Linked DNA regions of Homo sapiens: regions 2 and 3 are each linked to region 1. Evidence: read pairs that join two places in POLR2A ChIA-PET (ENCODE). Cell type or tissue: OCI-LY7. All regions are shown on one strand. Each heading gives the region's core, and the rest is flanking DNA. Links, peaks and the distances in the headings are about the cores only.

What was found. ChIA-PET counts read pairs that join two places held together with the same protein. Peaks named below come from ENCODE experiments on the same cell type or tissue, not always from the same donor. Only the 100,000 strongest peaks of a DNase experiment are listed, where the experiment ranks them.
Region 2: POLR2A ChIA-PET joins it to region 1 with 7 read pairs; 1 of 35 experiments calls an interaction of 5 or more read pairs at or near these places.
Region 3: POLR2A ChIA-PET joins it to region 1 with 7 read pairs; 3 of 35 experiments call an interaction of 5 or more read pairs at or near these places.

The regions. Positions count from the first base shown.
Region 1 is chr6:25,299,343-25,304,342 of GRCh38, forward strand. All of the region lies in intron 2 of CARMIL1 (capping protein regulator and myosin 1 linker 1), which reads left to right. Among named protein-coding and RNA genes, the nearest start is that of CARMIL1, 22 kb to the left of the region's middle. In OCI-LY7, for the core only: no CTCF peak of the experiment used is centred there; DNase peaks (open chromatin) are centred at 1,689, 2,229 and 4,032; H3K4me3 peaks cover 2,810 bases; H3K27ac peaks cover 3,084 bases.
Region 2 is chr6:24,858,714-24,864,722 of GRCh38, forward strand. RIPOR2 (RHO family interacting cell polarization regulator 2) reads right to left here. Exons shown (of 22, transcript NM_001286445.3): 8 at 2,260-2,323. Among named protein-coding and RNA genes, the nearest start is that of ARMH2, 63 kb to the left of the region's middle. RefSeq lists an enhancer at 3,469-3,578. In OCI-LY7, for the core only: no CTCF peak of the experiment used is centred there; DNase peaks (open chromatin) are centred at 1,278 and 3,448; H3K4me3 peaks cover 2,249 bases; H3K27ac peaks cover 4,895 bases.
Region 3 is chr6:25,575,908-25,580,907 of GRCh38, forward strand. The region is part of intron 29 of CARMIL1 (capping protein regulator and myosin 1 linker 1); the gene reads left to right. Among named protein-coding and RNA genes, the nearest start is that of SCGN, 74 kb to the right of the region's middle. In OCI-LY7, for the core only: no CTCF peak of the experiment used is centred there; no DNase peak of the experiment used is centred there.

The DNA of each region.
Region 1 (5,000 bases), core at 1-5,000:
TGTATTTTTAGTAGAGACGGGGTTTTACCATGTTGGCCAGGCTGGTCTCAAAGTCCTGACCTCAGGTGATCTGCCCGCCTCGGCCTCCCAAAGTGCTGGGATTACAGGCCTAAGTCACAGCACCCGGCCCATGCTGGGTTCTTAATCTCCAGGCTGTGCTGGACTCTCACCTTCTAACCAACCTTGAGGTATTTCAGTCCCAGCACTATTGACATTTTGGTCAAAACAATTGTTGTGGGGGCTGTCCTGTGCATGATAGGATGTTTACCAGCATCTGTGGCCCCTCCCCACTAGATCCTGGCACCATCACCCACTCTTCCCACAGTTGGGATAATTAAAAATGTCTCCAGAGGCTGGGCACGGTGGCTCATGCCTGTAATTCCAGCACTTTGGGAGGCCGAGGCGAGCGGATCACCTGAGGTCAGGAGTTTTTGAGACCAGCCTGGCCAACATGGCGAAAACCCATCTCTACTAAAAATAGAAAAATTAGCTGGGTGTGGTGGCGGGTGCCTGTAATCCTAGCTACTTGGGAGGCTGAGGCATGAGAATTGCTTGAAACTGGGAGGTAGAGGTTGCAGTGAGCTGAGATTGTGCCACTGCACTCCAGCCTGGGGCGACAGAGTGAGACTCCACCTCAAAAAAAAAAAAAAAAAAGTTTCCAAACATTGTCACATGTCCTTTGGATTGTAGAATTGGCCCCCCCACTGAGAATCATTGGTTTAGATCAGTGGGTTTCAAATGTCAGAGAGCAGGTGTGTATTTTATCATATTTAGCTTCTAGAGTTATGTCTAAGTCTCGAAATTTACAGTTTTATGATATAGCCATTGTTGATTTATCTAAAAGTCTATATGCATTTAAAATGCTTATTTTTGAAATATTTAGATAACCAAATCTGTATGTAACAAAAATAACAAATCCCACCACATAGCAATTTGTCTTGTTTTAAGATACCTAAAAGATCAGACCAGTGGTTCTCAATATTTGGTCCTGAGAAACAGCAACATTAACATCACCTGATAACTTATCAAAAATGCAAAAGCAGGCCAAGCGTGGTGGCTCATGCCTGTAATCCCAGCAGTTTGGAAGGCCAAGGAGGGAGGATCACTTGAGGCCAGGAGTTCGAGACCAGCCTGGCCAACATGGCAAACTCCTGTCTCTGCTAAAATATGGAGGCACACACTTGTAATCCCAGCTATTTGGGAGGCTAAGGCATGAGAGTCACTTGAACTCGGGAGGTAGAGGTTGCAGTGGGCTGAGATCGTGCTACTGCACTCCAGCCTGGGTGACAGAGTGAAACTTTTCCTCAAAACCAAACAAAACAAAAAAGCAAAATCAAAGCATAGGAGACCTATCTAGACCTACTAAATCAGAAACTCTGGCAGTGGAGCCCTGCGATCTGTTTTAACAAGCCCTTCAGGTCATTTTGATGCACACTGAAGTTTGAGAAACACTTGGTTAGTTACTTAGGTAACTAGGTAACTAAGTATATTACTAAGTTACTTAGATAATTAAGTTAGCTCCAGTTAGAGACCCATAGAATAAACCTTATTGAGAAATAAGTATAACCTGCTATATACAGAACTTTGAAATCTGCTTAGGAAAATGACTTTTACCAGACAGATCATGCTAAGTGTGTGCTGGTCATATTGGCTTCCCTGCAAGAGCCTGCCATGTCCACAGCTTTCTTTACAGGATTTCCTTTTGTTAGTATCCCCAAGCTTGGTGCATGCAACTTCACAGTTTGGTGGCCATAGCTGCTTGAACTAGGTATGCTTATGCCTGACTCCCAAGGTACGCATCGATAGGCTAACCAGCAGCATGTATTGGGAAGAGATTGATCCTCTTGGGAGTTTGAGACAGAGACAAAGAAATGGGAAGACAGCAAAAGGCATGAGGAATAAAAGCCCTTAGTTAAGCAGAAACCATGAGGAGATGAAGAGGCTCTTAATGAGCCAGTGGTAACAAGAACAATAGGAGGTGGAATTGGGTGACAGAGCACAGGATGGCTGCTTTGGAAAGGGTGACTTTTAGAATCGAAGTTGAGTCAATGTACTTAAACTAATATGTGCACAGTATGTTTTAGTTTTCTAGAAGGCCCAACTGGGCAGCTGCTCATAGGGGTTCCTGTTTTGTACTTCCCTATTTTGCTTGCTTCTCTAGGGAGCCTCATGTTAAATCATCATTAACTGAGGCAATTTCATAATATGTCTATTCCTTGTTGCCTGGATGAACCCATTGAATATATAACTATATTAGAAGACCAAGTGGTTTCAGATGGGTTGCAGGTGGGTTTCATGGCATGCTGCTTCGTTGAAGCAGTGACTCTCAGCCTGGCTGTGCCTCAGAAACACCTGGGTAGCCTCTGCCTCTTTATTTAAAAACTTTCTGTATGTGAGATTCTCACGGGCAGTTGAAGTCTGTATTACAGGAGAGAATGGGAGATAGAAGCTGTTACTTTCAGCTTGTTGATGGGTTGACTTTCCCAAAATAAAGCTGCATAGGGCGTACTTCAGAAAACTTCAGGCCTTACTTCATTCATTTCCTTAGATCAGACCAAATAAGCCAGCTCACCATATTTATTCCAGAGATGTGTTGCTTTGCCTCCAATAACATTTTCCTTAACATTTCCTGTTAGAGCCTCTGGGTACTATTTCTTTTGAGGGAGATGCTAAGAGTTTGAAAAGCCTTAAAAAAATCATTAAAAATACATGGAATAGAGTGTTGAAATCAGCATTGTAAATCATTTTCTGAAAATTCAGTAAGTCTAAAGAAGTTTTTCTGTTTTGAATGATCGGCACTGACCCTATCCAGTTGGTCAGTGCCTCCCTTATCCTGCTAGTCACCTCTTCCTCCTGTCTTTCCTATTAGAACCAAGGAAAGTATACAAGTACCTCCATGCAGCAAATCCACTGGATTCTCTGACACAAATCAATCCAGAGGGGAATGAGTGAAGATACAGAATACTTTACATTGTTGCTCAGATGGTTGGCTGAGTTCCATTAGGGTAATATATTCTGGGAATGTGGTCCAGTGCTTGGTTTCAAGGCCAGCTTAAAAGATTTGGGGCCTGACCAAGAGCATAATCAGGATTCTCTTATTCTCCAACCTAGTATCCTTGAGGAGATTGTAAACTACTCGAGAGTCCAGGACTGTTTACCTATTGTACTTTTATGTTAAGTACCTCTACCCCTAAAAGCAATCTCTTTGTGATATACACAGAATATTTGCCCAGTAAGTCACTCAGCCTTGAGTACAAATTTTAAGCCCGAGCTGCTTTCCTCAGGGGCCCAGCCAGTCTCTTTACTCAGCAGCCTTATCTGACATAGCCCATCTTTAATTTAGCTTTGTTCACGATGCAGGGATCAATAACAGCGATGCTGGGAGGGAGGGAGAATGGCCAACTGCAAACAGCCGCCCATCTCAGCACTTGAACTGAACTCTACTTTGGTCAGGATGATTAGTGCAGTCTGGAGAGCCATTAAGTGCTCTCTGACTAGTTCATCTGAGTTCTGCTTCCCACTACACTCAATGACTAACCCAGGAGATTACAGATGCTTGAGGAGAAAGAGTGTCGTGTCTCCCTGTGTGGTACTGAGTAGTGTTTGTACCACTGTCTCAGGAATGTGAATTACAGTGCAAATGAGCTGCCTCTCTTGTTTCCTTTTCTGCACGTCATTTTAGAGAGAGTGATTTATTTTCTGTTTGCGAAGGCTTGGTCTCATCATTTAGATGAGAGAGAAATTGCATGTACTTTCAACTTTTGGCTGGTTATAGGCATCTCCTTTTTTTTTTTTTCCATTGTGAGAGTTGTTTATGCTGATTGAATGAAAAGATTCGTTTTCTTAGGCTTTCAGTGATGACACTCCATTTCTTCCATGTGATAAAATTATAATGCGTGATTTTATTTTATTATTTTTTAAAAGTAAAACTGTCACCTAACATTTCCTCTACAGTTGGGTAAAAAACTAAGAAAAGCATCTCATTTCCTATTGGTTCCATGAGCAACCCTTTTTAGCATACAGATCAGAAGCCTTGTGTGGCTCTAAGCCTATTTCCTCAATTGGGGAAGTAACAGACTCTGTTCCCAAGATATGAATAGGTGTGCTGGGTGAGAAGTGCTCTGTGCTCAAGGACTTTGACCCTTCATTTTCCAAACTTAAACAAGTTTCTCCATTTCTCTGTTCTTAGAACCTTTGGTATTCATATACTTAACATGTACATTTCTTGAAGCGCCAATTATCATCTCACAGGACACTGGTGTTCCAGGGAACTTGGAGAAAAGCTGACAAGTTATTTTAGTGTGTTATCTTTTACACAAAGGGACTCTGTTTTAGAATTTGCCATATCTGCTTTAACGCTGTACAAATTAGCCAACTGGAGAAATATATGTTAAATAACGGGTGAACAACACATAATCACCCAACCTACTTTTAGGAAGATTACTAAAACATTCCATTTAACAATCATTCAGCACTATCTGTTTGTAAAGGACACGTAAGTTTTAAAGGAAGAAGCTGGTGACTTGGGAATGGACTGGAATAAAGTCAGAGAAGTCCTTTGTCCAGGGAACTTCATCATTGGGTTTGACTTGAGAAGAACAAATCAGATAAGATTAGTCTCCTCATTATAAATGTTTAAGGTAATTTCAGATCACTCTGCTTTAAAAGTCTTGTGAAATGGGGTTGGGAAAGTTTCCTTAAATCATTTACACTTGTTGATTGTGTGCAGTTTATATTATGAGCCTGCTGCCCCCACAGGTGCTGAGCTGTGCTCACACATGGGAGGGGACATCACAGAAAAGAAGACGTAGATTTATTACCTATGGTTCTGAACTGGGACAATTGATAAAAATTACAGGTGCTGAGGATTGGCTTGAAACGCAGAATAATCTTCCTAACAGAGCTGTCCACTCATAGAATGTGCTTATTGTGAGGGTGGGGATAGAGGATGGGGAATTGAATTCCTTGCAGCTGGGTAAGTTCAAGTATAGATTGCTTGC
Region 2 (6,009 bases), core at 388-5,387, 440 kb before region 1:
GACTCTCAGGAACATCAGGCAGGAGAGCAAGAACAACAGAGAGAGGAGGAGATGGAGGAGCAGGAGCAACAGCAAGTTCATCAGTCCATCAGGGCTGCGATGTAGCGGGGTGGCCAGGTCCCCCAGTAGGTGGCAGGGACTCCAGCATCATCTCCTCCCTGAACACCAAGCCTGAAGCTCCAGATCTGGTCCGAGGGTGGTCCCTTTCCTCCCCATCCCACTCCTAGGGTGTCTCTGTGCTAGGTTGGAGAGGATCTGCCCGTGAGGGAGACCATTCTTTGAGCAATGGTTTATATTGTCTGCTCAGCTCTGAACTTCCCTCATAACATGGAGTTAGAGGTGGGAATGCATTAGGAACAAAGAACCCTGGAATTCAGTTTCTTGTCTGACTCCAATTTAAGTGTGACTCCTGGGACAAGTCATTTAGCCTCTCTAGGCCCCTATTTCCCATCTGTAAAATCAGGAAATTACCATCCCACCAAAAATAGATGCACTTGATAATACTGAGCATCAGAAATAGGAGAAATATAGTACTTTTTTATATTAGCAGTGATAGGTGATGTGCATGATTTGAATTACTGTTAGGCTGCGAGACTCTGCGACTGTGCTAGTCTGTGTGGGTGGCGTCTGAGAGTTGGGGGAAGTAGAGGGAAGGTTTTCTGCTAAACACTGATTCAGGGCAGTTATTTTCCAGAATTGATCAGGCTGCTGATAGAATCATCCTCAAAGTTAAAATAAAAATTCCAGGGCCCACGTGGGACTATGGACCTGCGTGATTTTGGAACCACTGACTCAAGTGAGGACCCAAAAATGTAGAGAATGGACCTAAAAAATGGAAAAAAGCACAGATGCCAGACTCAGTAGCAAAGCAAGTGTTGAAACTTAACACTGAATACTAAACTGATTCCCTACCGGATCTGCCGGAAGAGAAGCATGCAGCCATTTGGGAAGCTGAGGGTCAAGGTCATTTATATTCCAGGTATTCTCAGACAGGCTCTTACATGTCAGTGCCTAGTGCTTGACAGAATAATTTCCCTCCTGAGTTAGATGATTCATTGGAAAATGAAGCCCTCCTGTCGAGCCCTTTCAAAAAAAAGTCTCCTTTCTTTACTCCCTTAATTGCAGAAAGTAGAAAGAAGGTGATTAAATCCCCATTAGCAACCCAGGGATCAAGCTGCTAAGAAACCTCAGAATTGCATAAGCACCAGCCCTCTTCACTGCAGTCAGATGGGCCAAAACTTGGAAGAGAAATTGACTTGCTGTGATGGCCGCTCATTTGACAGCCATGCCTGGCCACTGAGCCGTAAATCTGACAACACCTGAGCAATGCTCTATTTTCTAAAACCAGACTTCGTTTTTGTTCTGAAGATGCTGTGGTTTAACTCAATAATGTGTCTAGTTTGGAACTTTCTGGAATAAATACCAGAAAGGCACTGGGAGGGGAAAAATTCTCTGTGGGTTTAACACCAAGATTTACAAAATTTCATAGTTAGTTTGCTAGAAACATGAGGAGCTAAAGGAAGAATTTAAAGATCACCCCAAAGAAGCCAACAGACAAGCTAGAATGTGGGACATTCTGTACAATGGTTTCTACAGCAAGTCAAGGGTAGAAAAAAAGGTAGGGAGAGGTTTGTTTTAGATTAAAGGAAATCTAAAAGATATACCTAACAACCAATTGTAATGCATGGACCTTGTTGGGATCCTAATTTGAACTAATCAAATGTACAAGGCATTTTTGAGACAACGGGGGAAATCTGATAATGGAATGGGTTAATAACCAGGGTTTATTATTTTTGTTAGCTGTGAAAACGTGACAGTACTTGGCATCGTGGTTATGTAAGATGACAGCCCCATGCTTTAAGAGATGCATACTGAAGTGTATAGCAGCAGACTGACATATCTGGGTTTTATTTCATCAAAGGACTTCTCTTTTATCAAAGGAAAAACAAAAGCAAAGAGATGGAGCAAATGTGGCAAAATCTTGCTAATTATTACATCTAGGTGATGGGTTTATGGGGGCTCATTATAATGTTCTCTCCACTTCTGTGTATGTTTGAGATTCTGTCATAATATTTTTGTGTGTGTAGGTAAGCCTCAGGATGAGAAGCATCAGTAAACTATCAAAAGTGGGGTGGGTTGAGAGTGGGTGGCGCTGCGTCTTTGCAAGGAAAATAAAAATAGCATGGGCTCTCAAACTTCAAGGAGCTCTGCACTCTGCAGAGATGGCTCCTTATTCTCTCTAAACAAGGAAAATAATACCTTTCATCTTGATGGAGAATTCTCCCAGCAGATTCTCTAGCTCCACTTCAATGGTGCACATATTCTGCAAAGAGGACAGGAGACGATCATGAGAGCTAGCCTTTCACCCAACAGCTCAAAGCACACGACGTTCGAACAGCAGCACAACCACTGCGTGAACAACGAGAAGCATTTACCTGTTTGCTCCACACAGCACAGCCTAAGAAACATTCTTGACAAAATGTTTGATCTGAGTCTAAGCCCACCTTTTAGTGTACAGGAAATTTAGGGCATAGATGAGCAAGTCAGATTATATCAAAAATAGACACATTCAGAATGTGGGGTAGTCTATAGGAATTAGCATGAATTCTACAAAAAGGCAGTATCATAGGGGAAAAAATTTCTACATAAAGAGACTAGACAAACATAATCACCAAATGTAACAACTTAACCTTGATAATATCCTGATTTGAAAGTAAATAAATCAAAACATTTATAAAAGACATTATTGATCCAAATAGGGAAAACTTGAAAATGGACAATATGTTATATAATTCTATGGGATGATTGTCAATTTTCTTGGTTGTAGTAATGGTATGTGGTTATGTAGGAAATGTAGATATTCCATAGGTTACTATTAAGAGATCCCTGGCTTGATTTAGCCATTGTATTACATATTTCTGTGCATACACACTTCAAAACATCAAGTTGTATACCATAAATATGTAGTTTTTATTTGCCAATTACAAATAAATTTTAAAAAGAGATCCAGGTTAAAATACATATAGGGTGAAATGTCATGATGTCTATCACTTACTGTCAAATGACTTGAGGGGGATTTGATCATATGAGAGAGAGGGAAAGCAAATATGGCCAAATATTACCAATTGGTAAATCTAGATAAAGGCATATGGTGTTCAATGTACAAGTCTTTCAATTTTTCTATAGGTTTGAAATTTTTCTTAAAAATTTGGGGCCAAAAGAGCACAAGGGCTGAATTCTGCTCAAGTGAGTAAGGCAGACTTCCTACTGCAAACCTACAGCGCCCCAAAAATTATTTTTGGGTCTGACAAGGGTCTTCTCTTTGATGTTGAAGGAAAAGGATAGAGAGAAGGAGTAACACCATCTGTGCATGTGGTTAGATACATAACTAGCCTCACCCTACTTCCTCAATACCTGAGGACCTAAATAGAACAATTGCAGTTAGAAATGAAAAGGGAAAGTGCTGCGGCCATGGGCCATCCCCAGGGAGGCCCTTCTGCTGCTTGACCAGCTTACAATCTGGATGCTGCCTCTGCTATGCTAAGCAGCAGTCTCCATTGAAGCTTGATGCAGGGTGATGTCTGCAGGCTTCTCCCTCAGTTGCCAGCCTCCCACAAGGCTAGGGGTTCGAGGGTGGCCTCACTGACAAAAGCATGGCCAGCTTGATTAGTGCAGGCTGGTATTGCTTCCATTTGAATTCTGTATGCTGAGGACCTCAGCCTAGAGGTTCTGATTCTTCTATGTTTCGTTGTTCTGCTCCAAATGATCACTCTCATGGGATGCAAAGAGAATGGCATTGCTTTTTCCCTTGTAAATTCTCACTACCTGAACTAGCTAGCAAGGCTGGGGAAAACTTCCTGAAGTCTGAGCTCTGCGTAGCTTGAAAGCCTTGAAAACAAAGCCTCAGTATTATAAACCAATTTATTTCCTCAGAGTATTGGGCACTTCTGTGAAGAAACAGTTTCCAGACATATCAACTATGCTATCATGCATGTCAGGATTGCTACCAGTATCTCTGAAAAACGTGAGAGCAGCTAGGTTAAGACTTGAGGACATCCATGGTCAAAATTTTCCTCCCCCGACCACTGGCACCCCCCCACCACCCACAGCCACTGATGAACATTGCTGCACACGAAAAAGCACCTGAGCCTACCTTGACCTCATTGTTAAATCCTCATTTTAAACCATCATCATAATAACATGCTGGCTTTTGTGGTTATGTGAGGATGTATTTCTTTCTTGCTTTTTTGTTTTTTTGAGATAGAGTCTCTATCTGTCACCCAGGCTGGAGTGTAGTGGCGCCGTCTCAGCTCACTGCAACCTCTGCCTCCCAGGTTCAAGCGATTCTCCTGCCTCAGCCTCACGAGTAGCTGGGATTACAGGTGCCCGCCACCACGCCCGGCTAATTTTTGTATTTTTAGTAGAGACGGGGTTTTGCTATGTTGGCTGGGCTAGTCTTGAACTCCTGACCTCAAGTGAACCTCCCAACTTGGCCTCCCAAAGTGCTGGGATTACAGGTATAAGCCGCTGCACCCGGCCATGAGGATATAAAACCACCTGATACCAAATGAGGTATGAGGCTACAGAAGTCCTGGACTTCTTTCTTCTCTAAGGCAGTTTAAATTGCACTCTATGTCTTTGAATTTGTGAGCAAGGTCATGATGCCATGCCCTGGCACTTGATCAAGGGTGGCTGTGTCTGAAATGACCTGCAAATATGCCAACAAAGGCAGCCCCTGCATTCTGCTGGTCAGTTATCTGCATTTGTCCTATAAACATCCTTTATAATTGGAAACGGCTCTCCTCATTTCAGAGATCTGTAGAAATGGGGTCTCGTGAACTAGGACTGCTTCTAGGCCAGGAATTTTCAATCTGCAGCTCTACAAAGTAGGATGGGGGAGGGTGGGAAGAGTCAGATCTTTATTTTCACTATCATTTAACTGAAATTAAACATGTTTAGGTATGATGAAGGTAGAAAACAAGCCACAGCAGTATTAGCCATACCTGTGACTTTGACACTGATAGAAATCACATATATGTTCATGTCACATTATTTATTGCAGATAACTTTTTAAAAAATCATTTATACTTTTCATTACTTTGATGTTTCAGTAGTTATTAGAGCCACTACTAGATCTTATAATTTGATGTGTTAATAAAGCAGCAGCATAGAACTATGTCACATATTTGACTTTTGAAATATTTTGAAAACTATACTGATGATTTTGAAATAACTGTATTTCAATATATTTTCTTCTTTTCAATTCCTATGTATTTTATTTTATGCATTTAAAAAACATTATTCTAGGCCGGGCTCAGTGGCTCATGCCTGTAATCCCAGCACTTTGGGAGGCAGAGGCGAGTGGATCACCTGAGATCAGGAGTTCGAGACCAGCCTGGCCAACGTATAGTAAAACTCCGTCTCTACTAAAAATACAAAAATTAGCCGGGTGTGGTGGCACACACCTGTAGTCCCAGCTACTTGGGAAGCTGAGGCAGGAGAGGTACTTGGGAAGCTGAGGCAGGAGAATCACTTGAACCCGGGAGGCAGAGATTGCAGTGAGCCAAGATCGCGCCACTGCACTCCAGCCTGTGTGACAGAGCAAGACTCTATCTCTCAAAAAATAATAAAAAAATTATTCTAAAGGAGGAACTTAGGTAAAGAAGCCCTGCTTTAAGTCAAATAAAGAGAGAAACTTGGTTTAGACAAGAGGCAACACGGGAGTGTACACACAAAGGGATCCTACTGACAGTCATCCAAGCTGTCCTTCTGATCCCAGGGCTGAACCAGATGCTCAGCTCTGGGAATTGTCCAACAGACCCTCTACAGGCTGATGACTTCATTCATGAAATCTGATCTCTGAACAAAGACTCATGGGATAGTGAGGAGTGCTGCTTTAATAATTTAGTCATTTCATCAAAGACATTGGTATTAGGTGACCCCAGGAGGAGTGAAGACCTCTCTATGTCAGATGCTTGGGCCCCAGAGAGTTGGAAACCAGGAAAGCAC
Region 3 (5,000 bases), core at 1-5,000, 280 kb after region 1:
CCATCCCATTTTATATTGAAAATAATTGACATGAAAAATAAAGAACTTGGAAAAAAGAAAGCCCCAGCCCCAGGTGGAAGGAGTAGGTGGCCTTCCTCAGGAGGTTTGGAAAGGATCCCTCAACCCCTGACACTTCGCTTTCACAAAGACTTGCATTCTACAACTGGACTTCTTTTTTGTTTTTAAAAATTCTTTTATAAATGAATTTTTAAATTCATCATTATTATTTCAGAATAATTATCATTCATTCAGACTAAGAAGAGGATGCCCTAACAAAATTTAATGATGACCAATGGAATTTTAAGAATTATTTAGAGATTTTTTTTTAAATCTAAGGTGAATGGAGAAGGAAAGAAAATAAAGAAAAAAATTATTTAGAGATGTAATGTAAAATGTAAGGTGACCTAAATTCCCACTAAGGTATAAGGTATCATCAATATTGAATTACACTGTGGGTAGGTAACTTGTGCTGAATCCTGTCATCAGATCTTTTCCTGAAAAGTTTTAATGACTGAAGAGGCAAAAGAATTCAAAGCTGCTGCTCCTAAAATGCAGTGGGAGCACAGAGTGATGTAAATGGCCCCAGAAGAGACGCCTGTACATGCCTGCAGATACACTGTCCCCACTTAGTTGTTGAGACTGGTCCTGTGGTCCAGGAGCCAGGACTTGCATGGGGTTCTTTAACAACCATCCGCTGCTCTGTCCATTATATGCTTTGGAGCTGATAAAGCCACCATCCCCCAAATGAGGTTAATGCCTTGTGGGGTTGGTAAATATCACTTTGTACACACCTAGCAAGAGACATAATATCTGTAGGTTAGGAGTTTCTGAAATTTTTCAAGCTGTAATTGTGCTTCTGCTTATAAAAAGCTAGATTGGATGTCTTAAGCCATTAATATGTTGGCCTCATTCCTGCCTTATTCCTTTGCTATGAAGGCTTTTTATGTGTTTTAGCTTTTCTGTTTCTTTGTTTGTGAATGGTATCCCTCTCCCTCCCCTTTCCTAGTAATGCTGTTGCTTTATCTCTCTTCCATTCATATTTTTTTTCTTTCTTTTTGCTGCATGGAGACTCTCTGCTGTACAAGTGTAAGTATTTTTTGGTGGCTCTGCGGTTTCTGGCTGTACTACTTTATATTCTTGTGCTCCATTTGCTTCTGTGCTGCCTGGCTGGTCTCCCAGGAGACTGTAGTGTTGTCATCCATCTGCAGATCCTGAATGAAATAGGCAACAATTTAGAGACAAGATTGGATTTTGCAAGATGGTTCAGCTAGCAAAACAGGCGATGAATTTAAAATATCTCCAGCCATGTGCCTGAAAGCAAGCAGAGTGTTGATGAAGAGGATACAAACATTCAAGAGGAGACAAGTGCTTATTCCACTCATGTAATAATAACAATAATAAAGACATGATTACTTTTAAGATTTTTTTCCTGATTCTTGTCATATTACTTGTTTCGGGCCCAGGGTTGTAGAAAATCGACATTATGATTTGCTTCTTATATTAGGAGAACTTTCCTAATCTTCTTCTCAGCTGGTATTGTTATTTTTTTTTTCTTTCTACAGCCTTGGTGGTGGGGGGAAGTAATTATGGATTCTTGAACTTGGAGTGAGAGTGTTATTTATTATTCTTTGAGCAAATGTGGCAAAAACAAAGCACCTCTTTCTATTTTTATGGTGACTTAAGCAACTTGACTCTCATTTTTTTAAAAAAAAAGTATGTCTAGGAATTACATGTTAAAAGTGGGTTTGACAGGAAAAAAATGTTACGTTGTTTGGAAGGTTCCAAGATTAGTCTTTAACTTGTAGTAAAAGTAGACATATCTCAATTGAGCTATGTGCAGAATAGTTTAAAATTCATTAAAAAATTTGATCAAATGAGTACAATTTCAGAGTAATGTAGGCATTGATGCTTTTGGATTCTCAGAAAATAGAGTTGTGGCCTTTTTGTTCACAGTGTCTGCCACAATGGGGACTTATTGATGATTTGTGATGTTAGGACAAGAAAGAAGTCTGTGTTTAAGATTTTCCTGCTAAAATTACATTTAAAATAAGGGTTTAACACCTTTTTCCTCATACTTTTTTGGGATATGGGTTTTGAAAATTATACGTTATTGCTTGCAAGATGCATTTTTTAAGATAAGTTAATTTTGTCTAGGCCTCAAGTTGACAGTGTTAACCATTGATTGATGAGAGGTCCATTTGCAGTATGTACCTCTTCTTTTTCAAACGCTGACCCCCCTTCATCTGATGGACACTTTGTGATTTCTCTGACTCAGAAAGTACTTAGGCATTAACAAATGTCAGGGAAAGGTCAATAAGGACTAAGAAACAGTTTGAAAAAATTGACCCTTTCATTTTGGTACAAAAAGAGAAGAGAGCTAACAGTGTTAAAGAAGATGGTAAAGTCAGATTGTTTTCTTTTTCTGGGATGTATTTCATCAACCCAACAGTTGGGGAGGGGAGGAGGAAGGAGCGCAAATAAACCAAATTTCTAGACAAACATTAAATATTTGCTCCTAAATATACACTTAGGTGGATAATTATAGTACATTGTTATATTTCCTCTTGCTTTAGGTTTATATGTAATGGCATTGTAGGAATAAGCCAATAAGATTAAGGAAGTCCACATTTTCTGTAAAACTAAGGAAGAATTACTTCCAAAGAAAAGTAATAAAAATATGGGAGAAATGAGATTGAGTTTTTTTTTCTCTGTTGTTGCACTTAAATCCCATGAAGGAAAGATACAGAAGCTGGGTTGCCTTCTTAATACCAATTGTAGAAACTAGCCTGATTACAAATTCTATTTTAGCAAAAGACCATTGGCTCTGTGCCAAAACTTCAGAACTACAAGATATGATAGGTATAGATTTATGGGAAATGTAATTAGAAGTTACTTACCCTTGTAAAAAGCACACAAAATAAAGGAAAGCAAGTAAAATACATTAGAGTGAGTTTTTCTGATATTCAAGCTTTCTATACTGGGCTTTGAAGCATTGGAAAACAAGACCAAGAGGAGAAAACTAGCTCCCCTTTGAGTGATATCAACCATCAAATTATCCTGATGATTTCGTGTGTTTCTTAATTATGTCTATGAAATTAAACTAAGCTGAATGACCTATTCACAGATGGACATGAGTTTGCAAATGTGATTCTTTCTGTACATATTATATATTGTCATTTATTTTATATATAGTACATATTTTTATATGTTTAAAATTATAATATATTTGAAATATAATTTTTATATATTTTACATTTATTTGGTATCATAAAGACTTTCATGATATGGAAACTTAAACCAGACTATTTTTGCCTATGAATACACTTCCTGTAAAATATAATCAAGAGTCAGGAAAAAAAAAAAAAGACATCTTCAGTCCATGCATTTTTAAACATCTTTCCTCTTTATTTGTGACAATCTAAATGAAATTGGCTAAAAATTATATCTGAAGCTACTTCTTGATTATTTTACCTACCATGATTGTGCACAAGATGGATAGAATACTGAAGAACTTGTTGCGACCAAACACAGCATATATTTTGATAGCTTGTATCTCCTGAGAATTACTTTCAGAGATTTCACTTGTGAATAGACCAGGCAGGCCACTAACTTCTTCAGCCAACTGCATGGCTAACTTTGGGGAGAACTGCCTTAAACTGGATTCCTTTCCATTTGCATTGAGTTAGCTGAGTTTTTATTGAACCTGCAAAACCTGTTACTTTATAAATAGCTTTTCCTCAGTTTGTCTGCCTTTAACAAAACCTTGAAAAAAGCCAAATCGGCAAGTTTCATTTTGTATTTTAGGAAAACCAGTCTGGATTTCAATACAATTGCTAATCATTTTTTTATCTCCCTTTTCTCTCAACAATAAATAATAGCAAAATGATATTATTAAAACTGGCATAATTGTCAAAACTATAGATTTGTTTGCTTTAAAGATCAGTATCAGCCAGTTTCTCCTTGGAGCTAAAGAATGTTTTTCAATCATGTAGATTGTTTTTTTGAGGAAGCATTAGATGAAAACCTATTAAATGAAAGTATGCAAACTAAGTTCTTTCAGTTATGTTACCTCTTAGTTTATACACGTACCAGTTTCCTGATATCAAACCAGTGAAAACATCCCTAACATCCATCCATCTCTATATGGGTCATGAATGATGTGGCAGGAAGGATGCTGGCCTGACCCTCCTCACTGGGTTCTGTCCATGGCTCTGCTCCTTCTGACACCATGAATGTTAGCCTTTGTCATCTCTGTAACTCAGTTTCATCCTTGGAGTTTATTTGTGTAGGTGATGACAAAGCTTCCCTCCGTCTTTGACATTTGTGTGATCCTATTGAGGGAGAAGATAGTGCCTTTCTGAGGGTTGGCTTTGCACCATAAACAGTTGACACCAATGCTAGGAAAGTGCTCTTCAGTTTTGGCCCTTGGTTTGAGTTTCGGTTTCATTTTTTAGAAGATTAACAGGATCAAAGACATTTCACTGAGAAGTGCCAGCAGATACAGATTTTTGAATCCTAGCACCTTTTCCTGGTCTTTGCCCATGAAGTAAAGATCAAAATCTTGGGGGCAAAATGTGAAACGAGAGTGCAACTACTTAAGTCATTGATGTGACACAGAAAGAGGTCAGGGTTGCTTACATTGATGTTACTGTGACAATGATCACTTAATAGTGTTTTCAGTTTTTCGTGACTGATTTTAACAGTCTTTGATTTTTATTTATGTATCCATTTTAACATCCTCTTACACAGCTTGGAATTAAATTCATTCATTGCTCTTTTCAGCTATATAAGTGGAATTCAACTGGTTAGGGATGAAACAAAGAGGTTAGCTGTATCATTTGAGAAATTGTAAACATTTAGAAATAGTTTGGTCTCTTCAGTTAGGTTTTCAATCATCTTCTAAAGCAGAGAAACAACTACTGAGTTAAACAGTCGATCCAGAATGTTTCAGAAGTTTGAAAGGCAAGTTTTCTGTGGCTACCTAAGTGTTTTTTTAAATT